Regions from separate parts of the Homo sapiens genome. Here region 2 is linked to region 1. A link is a loop called in an ENCODE intact Hi-C map of the cell type or tissue named here. Cell type or tissue: adrenal gland. All regions are shown on one strand.

Region 1 (8,000 bases):
TGCCTCAGCCTCCCGAGTAGCTGGGCTTACAGGAGCCCCCAACCACTCCTGGCTAATTTTTGTATCTTTAATAGAGATGGGGTTCCACCATGTTGGCCAGGCTGGTCTCAAACTCCTGACCTCAGATGATCCACCCGCCTTGGCCTCCCAAAGTGCTGGGATTACTGGGGTGAGCCACAGTGCCCGGCCGAGTCATTTTTATGTCACTGTTCATCTGACTTGCATTTTTTTGTTAACTGAAGTCTCTCTAAAAATCACATCTTAAATACGCTCTTGTAGATTGGACGGTGAGCTTCATCAGTGCAGGGATGGTATTGGTCTTGACCTCCGAGGCTTCCCTAGTACTTACTGCAATGCAGCAGGCACACAATCCACATTGGATACATTCAGTTGAACTAAACAGCATCTTTCCTTAAGATATTTTTAATTCGGATATAATTATGTGATCATATTAATAGCATGATTCAAAATGAATCAGTAGAAGACCCTAGGGCCTTCAGATCATTTCAAACTATAAACACCACCATAGTTTAGTTTGAAAATGGTGGCTGCGGTGGGGGCTGGGAGTGGAATCCACTATCGTAATGATTTTCTGCCATTCCCTAATGTCTTCCGGCCTCCTTGCAGCTCTTTTGAGTTTTTATACTTGTTTCTCTTAGTCACATATACTAACAAAAAGAGAACAATTGAGTCAGACATCCTCTGCCACAGTTAGAATTTCAGTGCAGACATGCTTTATATATGGATCCCCATGAAGAGGAAAACGATTCAAGCCCACAGTCACTCTTAATATCCATCTAAGTCTTCATCTGGCTGCACTTCTCTAGATTGACTATGTGTCTTTTCTGATGTATCTACCTAGTAACCTCCCTTGGCTGGAAACTATTATATTTTCTGGCATCTCAGCACTACAGAGAAGTCACAAAGTATCTTTCTGACTTCCTCTTCACCCTAACAAAGATAAGATTTGGGACTCTGAGAATCAGAGAAGGGACCAGGCACCCCACAAGAATATCAGCCATGAGAAACTGTGAACAAATTCAGAGATCTGGACAGTATGAAGGACATTGCTGACATAAAAAAGTCAGAAGTCTAAAGCTGGTCTAACAGACATGCCAAGACCCAAAGTTAGTAATAAGGAGGCAGGATACAACAACATCCACATAGCAATGAATTTGGAAAGACCTGTTCTTAGGCCAAGGAGCACAAAGCTAGAGAGCAAAATTAAGGAAATGGCCTCTCAGATTTATTTTTGACTCACACCAATATTTTGTTTTTCCACGGATATGCTACCTTTTCTTCTCTGGATTTCTACCTTCCAACTTCATACAATTTCTATCATGTTTGTCTTTTTCTCCTGTTCTCTCTCTCTCTCTCTCTCTCTCTCTCGATGGGGGTGGGGGTGATGTCTGCAATATGTTCTGCATCTGTGTCCCTGTATTTTGTCAGGGAGGCATTTGTTCTCAACTTTCCCAATATGTTCTCCAAATGCAAAAGATATAAACATGACGAGAGGTTCCATTATTGCTTGATCCATTAATTGTTTTTAAAATTCATTAGAATCCTAGCTGAACATTATGAGAAGGAGGAAGGAAAATAGTAGAGTTGCACTGAGAAGAAAAATGTTCTTCCTTTTTTTTTTTCTATCAAAGCCATTGTTATTTACTCTCAGAAATGCACACTGCTTTTAGCTGTCTTCCCGCATGGAAATCTTCAATGGTCCAAATAGTCTTAACATTGAAACTCAGGTAGTTTCTGTGGTTAGTGATGGAGGTAGATATTAAAGGGATTGTATCTATAATCCACAGGATCCAAGGGGATATGTCACATAAACAACTGGAAATCGGAATCTGGAGCTCAGAAAAAAGCTGAAGAGGAAAATGCAATGTCTTGGGTTATAGATGGTCTATAAAACCAGATAATTGGGTGAAATAAGCCTAATAAGGCAATAGAACATGAAAAGGAATGAGGACCCTGAAATGAGGCTTGGAGAAACTCACACATTCACAAATTGGGAGGCCACAAAAAGAAACTGAGGAGCAGACAGAAAGAGGACTAACATCATGCAAAAGTGGTGTCAAGAAAGATAGTGAGGAAACTATTGCAAGAAGAAAGGCAAAAGCAACTGCACTGAAAGCTGCTTAGAGGTAAAATAAAATGAGGATTGATAAATGTGAATTTGGCAATATGCTGATCACTGGCAAATTTAGCCAGAAACATGCCAATGGAATGATGCTGTATATAAGCCAGCTTAGAGAGGGACAAATTGTGAAGTGGAGGAAATCTTTTATAATTCAAATTTAAAATAATTTATTGAAAGAACATTTAGAAGGGTCAGGCACAGTGGCTCACTCCTGTAATCCCAGCACTTTGGGAGGCCAAGGCAGGCAGATGGCTTGAGCCCAGGAGTTCGAGACCAGCCTGGGCAACATGGCAAAACCCCGTGTCTACAACAAATACAAAAGTTGCTAGGCATGGCAGTGCACACCTGTAGTCCCAGTTACTTGGGAGGCTGAGGTGGGAGGATCACCTGAGCCCAGGTGGCGGAGGCTGCAGTGAGCAGTGATAATGCCACTGCACTCTAGCCTGGATGACAGAGTGAGACTACACCCCCTAAAAACACAGAGAAAGACAAAAGAACATTTGTAATAATTAATGGGATGTGAGACAGTTGGGGACAACATGGCCTTTTTGTGAAGGACAAAAAAGAAATATGACTATAGCTTGATGGCACTGTAGTATCAAGGGTGTGTGTTTGCTTGCTTTTTTAGTTGATGTAAATGCTGATGACAAAGATACAGTACAATAGATTGTGTGTATATCTCTGTAATAACGGATAGAACCATGTCTCCCAAAAAGAGGAGGTAATGGGTAGGCAGACAAACCTGTCCCATTTGTTAGCTTGTATTTTCTTTATGGATAAAGTTACTTGTAATAGCACTACATTTTCCCATGAAAGCATATACCAATACCACCAATATATGTTACAATGCCCTATGAATAAACGAAATAAACTTGTTGAAAATTTTAAGTGACTGGGATGTATGTAATTTCAGATTGATAGTTTTAGCATGGTATCAAAATATCTAACACTAGAAAAGGAGATACAATAAATGTAATGAATTATTTAGCAGCTACATTGCAGGACAGTTTTCTGAGATTTTTAAAATATTTATTTTGGAACTCAGTCTATCCCTTGAACAGCTTCATAGCACTGTCAGTGTCTCTTCTGGTGGTATTGTCAAATGCTATTCTAGTAGGTGCCAATTCACCATACTGCCATCGGTTTAAACAAACTATTAGTATACTGTATGTGTGTATGAGCATGTATGCAAGCTTTAAACATGTGCTGATATGCCAGAAAACAAAATTTCAGTGCCTGGAAAATGCAACCATAATGTAATTATGTCTGCTCATGAGCATGTTCATGGATGGACAAATATCTATCACCTTTTTCAGGTTCAATTTTTAAAATTTGTGATCACCATCAATTTACTCAAAAATAACAGCCGTGCTATTGCTTATAACAATGGTAGTGTGGATGCAGAGTTAGTCATTGATAATATTTTTGCATTGTTACATTTGGTTATATTATCTCCTTAAATATTTCTAAGAACCAAAGTATTCTTCAAAATATTCTGTAATTTTACAAACACTATTTCATAATGCAAGAGTTGTGATGTCACTGAAGATTCAACTTTGAGTGTTGCTTAGTATCTAGAATTTGGTTTAAAGTTAAATAGTAAGGATCAGGTCAGGAATTTAAAAACTACTCAGGTCCCATGTTACACATAATTCTCACAAGGGTGGTAATAGTGTACTGAACATGCTATGGCCAGAGATTATAAATATATGCATATGTACGTGTGTACTTACATAAATGTGTGTGTAAATATACGTGAGTGTTTTTTCATGCATATGATATAAGCCTGGTGTAAACACTTTTTCCAAAATACTCTCATAAAAATGACCAATGTACTGAAGGGCATTGCTCTTTCACATCCAATCCACAATCTCCAAGCAAACAAGACAGAGGAGGGAGCCAAAGCCCCTCCCTGTGCACTGGGGATTTATAGATAATAAAAATATTTTAATGCTGCTGATTTAAAAAAAAAAAACACACTATTGCTGGCCCAGCCAGTGAAGAAGAATAATTTTTTTTTTAGATCCAAAAACATTTCTTGAAAAAAAGATGTCTTGACCTGTGATATAATACATCTTTCTCTAGGAAGGCTGTAGTATGCACCACCCAGGATGCATGGCAACTGGATGATATATATTACAGATATAGATATAGATATAGATATAGATGTAGATGTAGATATAGATATAGATACAGATACAGATACAGATACAGATACAGATACAGATATAGATATAGATATAGATGGATAGATTCAGAGGCAAGACACTGTCATTTTTAGTGCAGATTGCTTGAACCCAGGAGTTTGAGACCAGCCTGGGCAACATGACGAAACCCCGTCTCTACAAAAAATAAAAAAATTAGCTGGGCATGGCAGCACACACCTGTAATCCCAGCTACTTGGGAAAATGAGATTTATAAGTTATCTGCAAAAATGCAATGAAGAGATTTTCGTAACATTTATTTTGGAAACAGTAAAATTCCAAGTAGAATTTTACAAAGGAATGGATGAATAGATTGCAGAATATTCACCAAATGGAATATTATGCACTGATGAGAAATAAACATAATGCTGAGTGAAAAGAGAAAGTCCCAGAAAACTACATATATTTAATACCATTTTATAAAGCTTTAAAATAAGTGAAACACAGGAAATTATTGTTAGGATATATATGACATAGGTATTTTATTAGAAACCAAGTGAATATTAAATAGAAAATTTAGAATAATGGTTACCTCTGAAGAGAGAAAAGGGGATGAGATAAGAAAGGAATACATAGGTAGATGTAAATTTGGGCAATATTCTAGTCTTTGGGTTGAATATTCATGATAAAATTTTGCTTTGTAATCTATATGATATACTATATGTGTGTGTAAACATAAATATGTATGTATAATTATTTAAGCAAAAATAAAGTAGAATAAAAGTAAAGTCTTAGCACTAATAGGTGTTATTTCCCTAATATATTGAAAACAAGATATATTTAAAACACTACAGTCACAATTTTAGTACTGAGAATTTATTGCATAGGAAGCAATCTATAAGCCCATAACATCTGGAAGATAACATTTATGCCCTACTCTGTGTTTTGTATCACTGATCTTTTTTCTAAATTTCTGCAGTATGCGGGAGGCAACACTTAGTACTACATACCAATACCAAACAAATGAACATTGAATTGTTTTTTCCTAACTAAGGGTCAGGTAACCTAGATGTTGACAATTATATTATATTATAAACCAGTGTATGCAGGAATATTACACAGTCCAGATTAAGCCATGACACTGTCTTGTACTGTTGACTTTCTTTACTCTTTTCTAAAAAACATAGCCTCCTGGTTCCTCAGAAGTAAGCAGTCATAGAAATGTAGAATACAGCCCAATAATTGAAAGGAAAAGTTAGGCTAAATAGGACTCTGTTACTATGTTGTGTCTCCGAAATTCCAGCAACTCCTGATTATATCAAGGGGTGCCAACCAAATGTGCATTTTTCAACACTTCTTCACCTCTATCACCAACAGACTGTATCTCTAAAATTTTATGAATTACTGCTCAAATTCTTCCGGGAGACTTATGATAATTACTACTGCTTCTGCAGAGTTACAAATCTGCTACATCAATTTTAGCCAAAAGATATGTGTCTCAAAAAACAATTTTTCTTCTATGTAGAAGGCCTGAGGCAATTATCCAGGAAGGCTGGTTTTCCTAGGTGGGAATAGGCACTGGGGAAACTGCCTCAACTCTTTCAGGCTTTTAGTGCAGTAGTTGTTTAAAATGTGGATGTCTTGTTCCTTTGAGAATATGATACCGATCTCTCTCATCAGAAATACAAATACTCGTATGTACCAGATGTGTTTCACTTTTGGGGCTTAGGTATTCCTGAAGCTCATTCATGGGCTAAGGATCTGTGGACTTGCATTGTTGTGGTTCATCTGGCTGATGCCCACACTTTCTTTGGAAGAACATGAATAATGAGGGTGAGATTTATACTGTGTTTATGATCTCTTGTTTCAGTTACTATAACCATCTTCTATCTGATTTCTTTGCCTGTCCTCTGCACTGCTACCGTAGTGATATCTCTAAATAAAGTGTAATCAGTTAACACACCCATCTACCCCACGACTCCCTACTGAAAAATTTCAAGAGCTCTTTATCAAAATTCCATTGCAAAGCATCCAAGACCCTTGATGATTTAGCCCCTCCTGCTTCCTGGGCCTCACCTTTCACTCTGCCCTCCTGTGGCCTACGCAAGTTGCCAGGCAATCTCGTACTCCAAGCCTTTGCACATTTGTTCCCTCTATCTGGTATATCACCCTATGCCTTTATTATCATGGGGATTATTATGACCTGTCTGCATTTTTTGAAGACCCAGAGTGGGTTTCACGTCTTTCAGGAAGCTCTATCTAGCCTTTCCACTGTAGAAAAGAAATAACAATGTGTGTGTGGAATGAATTAATGAAAAAACTAGCTGTCAGGAATGATGTTGTTTAGAGGAAGAAGAACTGAACTAATAGTGTGAGGATTTTTCTAGTCTAGAATCGGTTACTAATTCACTACAAATCCTTGAGAAAGTAATTTTCTTTCAGAGTTTTATTTTATGGAAAAATGAGGTGGTTGGACAAAATATTCTCAAATTTCACTTTTTATAAAGCTTTCTTCTTAGTATCTTTCCCCCTCCAGGATGTACTTTGTTGGTATGTTGTGTGATTAGAAGAGAGAAAGAAGAAGGAGGGAAGTTGTATGTACTTGGTATGTGAATTCAACCTGAAGATACCCAGTAATATCTGTGGGTAACATTGATGATAAGCTTTTATTTCAATTACTTTTTCCTGCTGTGAAGCATAAATAAAAATTTTTATTACACTGTTTTCTGTCATTTTATAAGTAAGAAAGAAGTGAGCAAAGGAGAGAAATGTTGCTTACCAACTTACATTCCTCAATTCATTTTTAAAACAATTATCATGGTTCCTAAAATGGTATTTCTGACAGAAAATGGACTAGAAAAAAATATATTCCTACCCATAAAACTTAAAAATGAGAACAAAGACCTTGTCTGTTTTGTTATATGGTTTCCTCTGTGCCGGATATGTATTGGTTGCTCAGTGAATATTTGTTGAATGAAGTATCTGTTCACCATTCTATTCACAGGTATCAAGAAGACCACAGCTCAGGGTGGATATGAGATGCAGAAGAATCTCATTAATTTCATCTTCAGTATTTCAAAATATTTTGACATGGGCTGGACAGAGTACTTACAACTAAAGGATTTATTAAGCTTAGCTGCTCTTGAAATTCCAGAAGGCAAGTTTAGGAACAATCAAGGAAAAAATTCAATTTTTCTTTTTAAAAGTACCTATTTACTTATAAGTGATCAATGTGTTAATTACATTTGTTTTAAACCTATTCACTGAGGTAATCACCGTAAAGAATTGTGTTATTACACTCTTTGAAACCTGTTTCTGTATGAGAGGCTAATGTATTTTTCTTTCAGCAAGGTATTCAGTTGAAACTCCTGATTTGAATATAAGACATTAAAGTATGGGTATTTTCTTTATAAATGCGTTTTCCCCTAAAGTATGTTTTCAAATCACTAACAGAAATAGCTATTTCACATGTACAGAATGCTATATGTTTAAGTGTTTGATTGAATATAAGGATTAATGAGTCACTGTATCTGGTTTCAAACAGCATATAATCTAATAAAGTTAATGAGAGATATAGCGAAGGATAAAATATACCATATGTATGCCATGACAAATATTACTCTTTTCATGTATAGAAGGCTGGATGAGGGAAGCATGGGATCTCTTTCTTAGCATGGTAATCAGAGAAGTTGTCACAAAAAAAGATAGCATAT
Region 2 (8,000 bases), 1.9 Mb after region 1:
GGAGGCGGAGGTTGCAGTGAGCCAAGATCGCACCACTGCACTCCAGCCTGGGTGACAGAGCAAGACTCCGTCTCAATAAATAACTAAATCAATAAATACCTCCACCGTGACTAATTTCAAACTACAAACATGATACCACTGGAAATGAATTTGAGAAATAGATGCACACAGTCGGCTTTGTGAATCAATATATGCCAGATCCAGCACAGCACTGCTCACAGCCAACAGCCTTCACTGGCTCACCAGCTATGTGAGTGAATCAGGTCCAAAGTGGATATTCCAGCCCTTAGTTGAGCTGCCACAGCTGACTCCACATGGAGCAGAGGTATGTCTTTCCTTCCAAGCCCTGCTCAAATTTTAGGTTTATGAGAAAAATAAATGACTGTTGTCATTATAAACTACCAAGTGTTGGAATAATTTGTTATAAGGCATGAAATACTAATTTAAATAAATAAAGGTGTAGGAGGTGAAGTAGAGAAAGTCTCTGAGATGAACTTGGGGTTTTCTGAATGATTGGAAAAGCAGTTATATATTTGAAGCTAAGGAACCTGCAGCTAAAATGTGTAAGTTTGAAAACCACAATTGTACATTAAAGAAAAGTAAATAGATAACAGACATTAGGTGATTATCTGATTAAAGTAATTCACACTAAGATGTTACTGGAGCCCAGCTTAACCTCCAAGGGGATGTTCCCATTTTAAAAGAAGAGGGTAATAGAACAAGTTAGTAGTTCTCAAGCAATGCTAATCTGAGGTATTTTGTTGCTGAAAGCAAATAATGGTAGCTGCTTATATCTGAATTCACAATGAAAAAAAAAGATTTCAATGAAGTGAATTTTCTCGATTTGTTTGTTCCATGGAAAAACAGTTTTCTTAAATTTATTTTACTGCTACAGTTTTGCTGTTGGTGAGTCTTAGCAAATGACAGGACAAATTATTAAGTACTATGTTAATATTAACAGAAAAACTTAGAATCATCCTTAGTTCCTTGGCCTGTGTGATTATGGAAGTGATTTCATATTGCAGTTTATGATACAGTTGTATTTTCTGCTGGTTAAGTGTCCTTAGTTTGCAAATGGAATTAAGTATATCAATATTTCATGGAGTTCTTCTGAGAACACTACTTCCTCCAGGTGTTTTGCCAACTAATCAAGATTAAGAACCATGAACTTAAATGAATCTGTCATTAGTGGAATATAAGAGGGGATATTTTTTAACAGGGTGGGAAGCCTCACTTTGCGCTGTCCCTGCTCTGAATATCTGTCATGCCTTTACCACAGGACAGGAAGAACAGTTATCAGCAACTTAGCTGATAACTCACGTCTGAATGGCTTACTATCCTGGTCCTAAGGCAGCTGAAAAAAGCCAGATTTAGCTGGAAGACACAAAACCATGTGGTAGTCCAAAGAGAAGCGTGATTGTAAGATTAGATCGCATAAATATAAAATAAAAATTATATTCAGTCTAGAGATGAAACTAGAGTGATTGAGAACAATTAAGAAAAGTGAGAAGAGACCCATATTAGTAACCCCAGTTCTGTCATGCTTGGCTGCTTTGAGAAAGTGTGTGTGAGAGAGAGAGAGAGAGAGAGAGAGAGAGAGAGAGTGTGTGTGTGTGTGTGTGTGTGTGTGTGTGTGTGTTCTACATCGAAGTTCTAGAGAACTATTTCTCAAACAAGACTATATGAATAAAATAACCTATCTGTATATGAAAAAGTCAGCCAATTTCAGAAAAAAGCACTCCCTTGATATTAGACTTATAAACAAAAATTATAAAATGAAAATAGAAGGCATAACGCTGACTAGTGTTATAAACCTAATATATAAACCTAAATATAATTGCCATGGTAGATTATGATGGTTAAATTTTCCAATATCTGGGCCTCCTAATAAAAATGCTAGTTAGCCAGAGGATTTTGAGTTTGCATAAAATACAAGGATAATTATTGATATTTTTTGTTTTATATTCCATCCATTTCCAAAATGAATTTGAGGCACACTCCTTTTCTAGACCAAAGTTGACTCTCTCTCTTTCTCATAATATAACAAGATCAAGAAGTCTTGATAGCTTCTTTTCTTTGTCACTTGATGCTCTTGAATAATTCAAGGTACTGACAAAACCAACCTCCTCCGAGCTTCATAATCCACTGCTCTTCAGTCCTATTCTAGCACATATTTGTGCTATAGCTAGCTTTTTTTCTAGCCCTGGATATCCTTGAAGGTTCTTTTTTGTTACCTGAAAAAAAAATTAATTTCAGCATCAAGGCCAGGGGAGAGAAGTAGAGGGTGAGGAGGAAATTGGTATCCCCTGCCTTCAAAGGAAGCCCCTGTCAAAGATTTAAAAACAAAACAAAAGCTTTTGTTGGCAAGAGTGAGATAATACCCACCCCTGTACTCATACTACTATCGGCCTAAATGTGACAGAGCTTTAAAGTTGCCCTTATCCTTTGACCCAATCATTTAAAATCAAGGAATGTGGTCTAAACAAATTTTAAAAAAAAAAATTTTTTAAATGTAAAAGCATATTCTTATTGCTAGGTATAATTTATAAAAATAACATAAATCCCAACAATATGAGAAGTTTAAATACATTCTACTATATCTATGTTATAATAATCCACAACACTCTATATACAGTATAATTCCATTTGTGTGTTTGTGTTGTGTGTATATGTGTGTGCACATAGATCAGAAAGAAATAAGTAAAATTCTTAACAGCAGTTATTTCTGGCACAACAATTGTGATATTTCTATTTTCTTGCTTACATTTTTCTATGTTTTCTAAGTTTTCTGCAGAACAGATTTTATTTTTATAATCAGAAAAAAATGATATATAAATAAGTTGTCCATTCATGCCCTTACAAATCAATCAAAATACAGGAGTCTCTGAATTACTCCTGAAAGCTGACCCTCCCTGGATTTACTGATTTCCTTTAGTTTTTTTTTTTTTTTTTTTTTTTTTTTTTTTTTTTTTTGAGACGGAGTCTCGCTCTGTCGACCCGGCTGGAGTGCAGTGGCACGATCTTGGATCACTGCAAGCTCCGCCTCCTAGGTTCACGCCATTCTCCTGCCTCAGCCTCCCAAGTAGCTGGGACTACAGGCGCCCACCACCACGCCCAGCTAATTTTTTTGTATTTTTTTAGTAGAGACAGGGTTTCACTGTGTTAGCCAGGATGGTCTCGATCTCCTGACCTCATGATCTGCCCTCCTCTGCCTCCCAAAGTGCTGGGATTACAGGCATGAGCCACCGCACCCAGCCGATTTCCCTTAGTTTTATATTTATTTTTCCTTCACGACTCCTGCCTCAGTGCTTCCTGCTCCTGGGGACTGGATCCCTCTCTGTCTCAGTGCAGAACAGCAGAAGTGCATGGCTGTCTCTCATTCATCGAAACTGCTACACTCTACTTTCTGCTTGTCCTTGGGTTTTATAAGCCAGGTGCACTTTCTCTTTCTCTCTCTCTCCCTTTGTGCAGACCTTTACCAAGCAAACATTCTGCCTCTAATAATGCTCTTTTTTTCTTTCCACCACAAAACTTCCAGGAGCCAGTTTTCTTCCTGGGCTCATTTGTGTGTGTGTGTGTGTGTGTGTGTGGCCCTTCATCTTATATATAGCAAGAGACCAAGAACGTTCATTCATACCCTTTGACCCAAATATTTAATTTCTGGGAATACAGCCCAAAGAAAAAATTCAAAATGTGGTGGTGGCAGAGTAGGATAAACTATGAAATATTCACCATAGCATAATTTTTAATAGCAAAAATTAGAAGCAACCCAAGTGGCCCACAATTGGGAAGTAATTAAGTAAAACTAGGCATATCCATAAAGTAATTTTTTTTCAAAATAATAGCCATTAAAATTAATGACTAAGACTAGGTGGCAATTGGGTAAATGTTTAAATATAATTTTAATGAGAAAAAACAGTACTTAACTTCAAATCTAAGTAAAAGGGTAAAACGAAACATAGAAGGATAAACAGAGATTATAAAGAAAAGCATTTTTCCTCTAGTTAGTTACTTCACTAGTTTGGAACCCCAATCTAAAGGTACATATGAACAGTTCTAAAAGTTCTGGTATTGAAGGATCTTACCACCAGCCCATGAGCTGAGACGAAGTTTCCTTCCTTCCCACTCACCTTGTCCCTGCAGGACAATGGTGACTTATTTCTAGTAAAGACAAAGTCAGCTCTATGTCTAAACGTGGTGAAGTGTCTCCTTCCTTCCCATCCAAATGCCTCTAAACAAAAAACCTCTGAAGACCAAAATTTAGTACTGTTTCATCAACGATTTGTGACTCAGTGCCTACCACTGGATCTGCCTGCACCCCTGGCACTATTCCTACCTGCTATGGCTGTGTCTGGTACAATGGAGCTGGCAAGACAGCACGGACCTCTGACTCCCAGTAGGGCAGCCCTGCAGGGAGAGGCCTCCCACTACCTCTCAGAGCTAGTACCTCTTGTCTGGCTCTTCCAGAAGCCATCACTACAAAGGGGAGAGGGTTCAGTAAGGCTGCACTCCCTTTGACCAAGGCTGTGTTTTCTCTACTACCAGAAGGGTCCCTGTATTCTTCTAGTCACTCATATCACCGCCGCCAGACCCACTGCCTTCCCTGTGCTCCACTTGCTCCTTAACTTTGTTGCTCTAGTCTCCCTTCCATTAGGAAGTTATTAAAATCTCCCATAAAGGCAGCTAACCCTTTTTCTATTTCTCAAGGTGCATGTGTCTAGGAAAAGACAGGAGTACTTCTCTTCCCTGTTGAGGCTTCCCCCAAGTGGATGGCTGAAGAAAGGCAGTTCGTTCATCCTGATAGAGCTACTGAGGCTAACGGCAGTGAGGTGAGCCCTCTTACTCCCTTTCTATCAGTGAGTTCAGGGGACACAAAAACCCCATGTAAGAGGTGTGCACCTGAACAAGCAAATCCACATGCATCATCACAAGGTCATTTTCTATGTTGCAAAAATTCCCCAGCCTTCCAGCAACAGGAAAACTCCTCATTAACGAGGCTGTCTTAAAGTCCCAGGAGGCATATAGAAACTGCCTTGAAGGCATTCACTGGTTACCTTACTTGCATTTTTCCCAGGGAAGGCAGTCTTCCTTGGGTCCAAAATAAGATTTTCCTAAAATCCTGAGCTGTTATAGAGTCCCAGGTTCCACATATACACATTTTATTTTGAAGTTTAGAAACTACATGTGCATTAAAAATGAGTTGGAGGAAACGTATCTAAATGGTCATACCAACTGTTAGAGTGGTGAAATCACAGATGACTTATCTCTTGAAATCTTTATTTTCCAAATTTTTATGTTTACTTTTTCAACCTAAAACATAGAGGGCAAATAACACAAGAATGTCTCAAGATCCTCTCAATTGATCAAAACTCCCTATAAAACCAAAATATTTCTTCTATTTGATTTTTGTTTCATTTTCTCCAATTTCTTTCTTTCTCCTCTCTGGTGAGAGTATTTAATTGTGGTCTCATCCATCTATCTTTGCATCCATCCATCTGACCGTCCATCCGTCCATCCATCCATCCATCCATCCATCCATCCATCCATTCATGCCTCTTCTTTCCATTCCTGCCTTAAAGGAGCCAAGCAGGGAAGTCACGAGTTGCCTTTAAAAAAAAAAAGAAAGAAAGAAACGTTCAGCAGCAGCCAAGCAGCCAGAGGCACTAATGTGAGAAGCTGGAGAAGGTGTCGTTTTGCACTCAAACTGACATTTAAGCTGTTTCATAAATATGAAATCAAACTTGAAGGTCCAGATGGGCTGCCGCCCCCTCCGCCTTTTGCTGGAATGACATGCTATTTACCAGCCTCAGAAAGGGGGACTGAGGAATGAAACTTCCAGATGATGAGTCACAGAAGAAAATGATTGATGAGTGATGAATGAACTAGTGTTTTTTTCATGCAAGAATCAGGAGAGAGTTTCTGCCCGATGGACAGTGATCACCGACGCGTAGTGTAGCCACAGTCAGACTGTGACAAGGAGCAAGGTGGACACATTTCCCAGGTGCTACACAGAGTAGACAGTACAAGTCACAGCTTGTCACTCACTCACTCACACATACATGGAGGCATTTCCAAGAGGGTCACTTTTATTCTGGGTGATTCCATAGCAGCAGTTGTTCCATATCATATATGCATCATAAAAAAGAGTATCACATGAAGCCAAGTATAAAATTTGAGTTTTGGTGACATAGGCATCTGTCAGGATCTTGGAATCCCGGAGTGTTTATGACTGCAGTACCCCGCCAAGTGCTTCCTACAGCACTGTTTTTGAGGTGAGCATTGCAGAACCTTGTCTGCCTCTCCAGAGCCCTGTGGAGCTGGAAGGGATGAGGAAGGCAGGGATTTTGGAGGCTCCACTGCCACTTCTGCAACATCAAGCCATGACCCAGAAAGATACCTCCTATTGCTATGCTGCAAAGCTACAATATGCTCCCAATTTAGAGAGATGGAATGTGGTTCTCCATCATTCTGGAGGACTCTCAGGGATGTCTTGGCATTAGTCTCTGATTATTCCTTGTAACTCAAGTGTTTCACTTTTCTGAAGAATAAACAAAGAGACAGCTTGGTTTATTTTATAGCTATTGCTGTAAACCAAGGAAATCACTTTTAATTCCATTTCAATTACAGAAAGAAGATTTTGATGATGTCCATAAGGTGACATTTTCTTCATCATTTGAAAGATAAGAATTTGAGGTTGAGCAGGGCACTTTCTTCAATGAAACACACGGTGGTGATTTGCAGGCATTGGCTGTAACCTTGACCCATACATTCTCGTGATTGGGCGGAACAGATTTTTTATAACAGGACAGATTCCAGCTCCAGCTTGTTTGCTCTAATTCTTTGGAATCACCACCTTTGTATGTACCTGAGCATCCAGATGAGAAGAGCCTTTGTTATGTTTCTATAGATTGAGGTTCATGACAAGCAATATCAGAGCTGTTCTACCTCCTTCTTTCAAATGAATTTCTGCAAAATAAAGTCCTCTAGACAATGTTAAGGGAGAAAAACCTCCCTCCCTCTGATTGTCCCCAGACCAATCCTTACATAGGCAGCATTGATGTCTCTCCTGCTCTGACTCTGCATTGCCCCACCTCTTGCCACCTTTGGGGGATGTGATTAGGTATAAGATGCAAACTTTGCACTTACCTCTGAGCTAATATGTGCTACAAACAAGGTTGGTGGGAGGGGGCATAGCTGCTGAATCTCTAGAAGGAGGATTACGAAAACCTGCAGTGAGGATCTATCCCAGTGGAATAATGAGAAGAGAGAAGGAAGTGCAGAAGTGAGCAATAGGATTTCCTGGCAGAGGCTGTGGCAGGCTTTGTCTCCCTCTCTTAGAGACTTCGGTTATCAGTGGGTCAATGGCATGCTGGCACATAGTGTGTCTTTTTTTTTTTATTGACTCCAGTGAAGAAATTTCTTACCACTGGATAGATGATAGATAGATAGATAAGATAGGGATATCTTTTAAAGGTTGAATCAGAAGATCTCTGTTATTTGGCTTGATTATGGTTTATACGAATTTCAGTTTTCTAGGTTACAATTTTCCTTAAATGGGCCATTGGATTTCTGGCCTGCCAGATTTAAAAATTCCAAATACATTGAAGATGCCCCCCAATTCAGGGCATATAGAATCAAATGTAAAGCTGGTGTAAAGTCAACACACCGCTTAAAGAGAACTGGTCTCTCCTCTGCTATTTCAGATCCTACTAATTTCGTTGAGACACTGGGTCACATTATGGTAACTTCTTCATTGGAAGAAATTCAAAGGCTTAGCAAAAGAAAGTTGTAACTCCCTCGTAAATATTAAAACCGAATTCAATTTAATTTTAAACATTTTCTAATTGGATACTGTGTGCTTAACCCTACACTGGACATTGAATAGGGTTTTAAAATTTTTGTTTTTTTCCTACTTCAGTGCATATATGTTTCCTATTAAAAATTAAATGATAGCACAAGTCAGTAAATAGTTAATTTCTTAATTAGATCATTTTGTAGGA

What was found. A loop is a pair of places that touch in the nucleus more often than their neighbours do. Peaks named below come from ENCODE experiments on the same cell type or tissue, not always from the same donor. Only the 100,000 strongest peaks of a DNase experiment are listed, where the experiment ranks them.
Region 2: it touches region 1 in a loop (4-fold over the local background); 12 of 110 quality-filtered maps call a loop at or near these places.

What each region holds. Positions count from the first base shown.
Region 1 is chr3:116,760,669-116,768,668 of GRCh38, forward strand. No RefSeq gene overlaps it. Among named protein-coding and RNA genes, the nearest start is that of TUSC7, 55 kb to the left of the region's middle. In adrenal gland, no CTCF peak of the experiment used is centred here; no DNase peak of the experiment used is centred here.
Region 2 is chr3:118,632,279-118,640,278 of GRCh38, forward strand. The region is part of intron 2 of LOC105374060 (a long non-coding RNA gene); the gene reads right to left. Among named protein-coding and RNA genes, the nearest start is that of IGSF11-AS1, 310 kb to the right of the region's middle. RefSeq lists an enhancer at 3,290-3,339. In adrenal gland, no CTCF peak of the experiment used is centred here; a DNase peak (open chromatin) is centred at 4,544.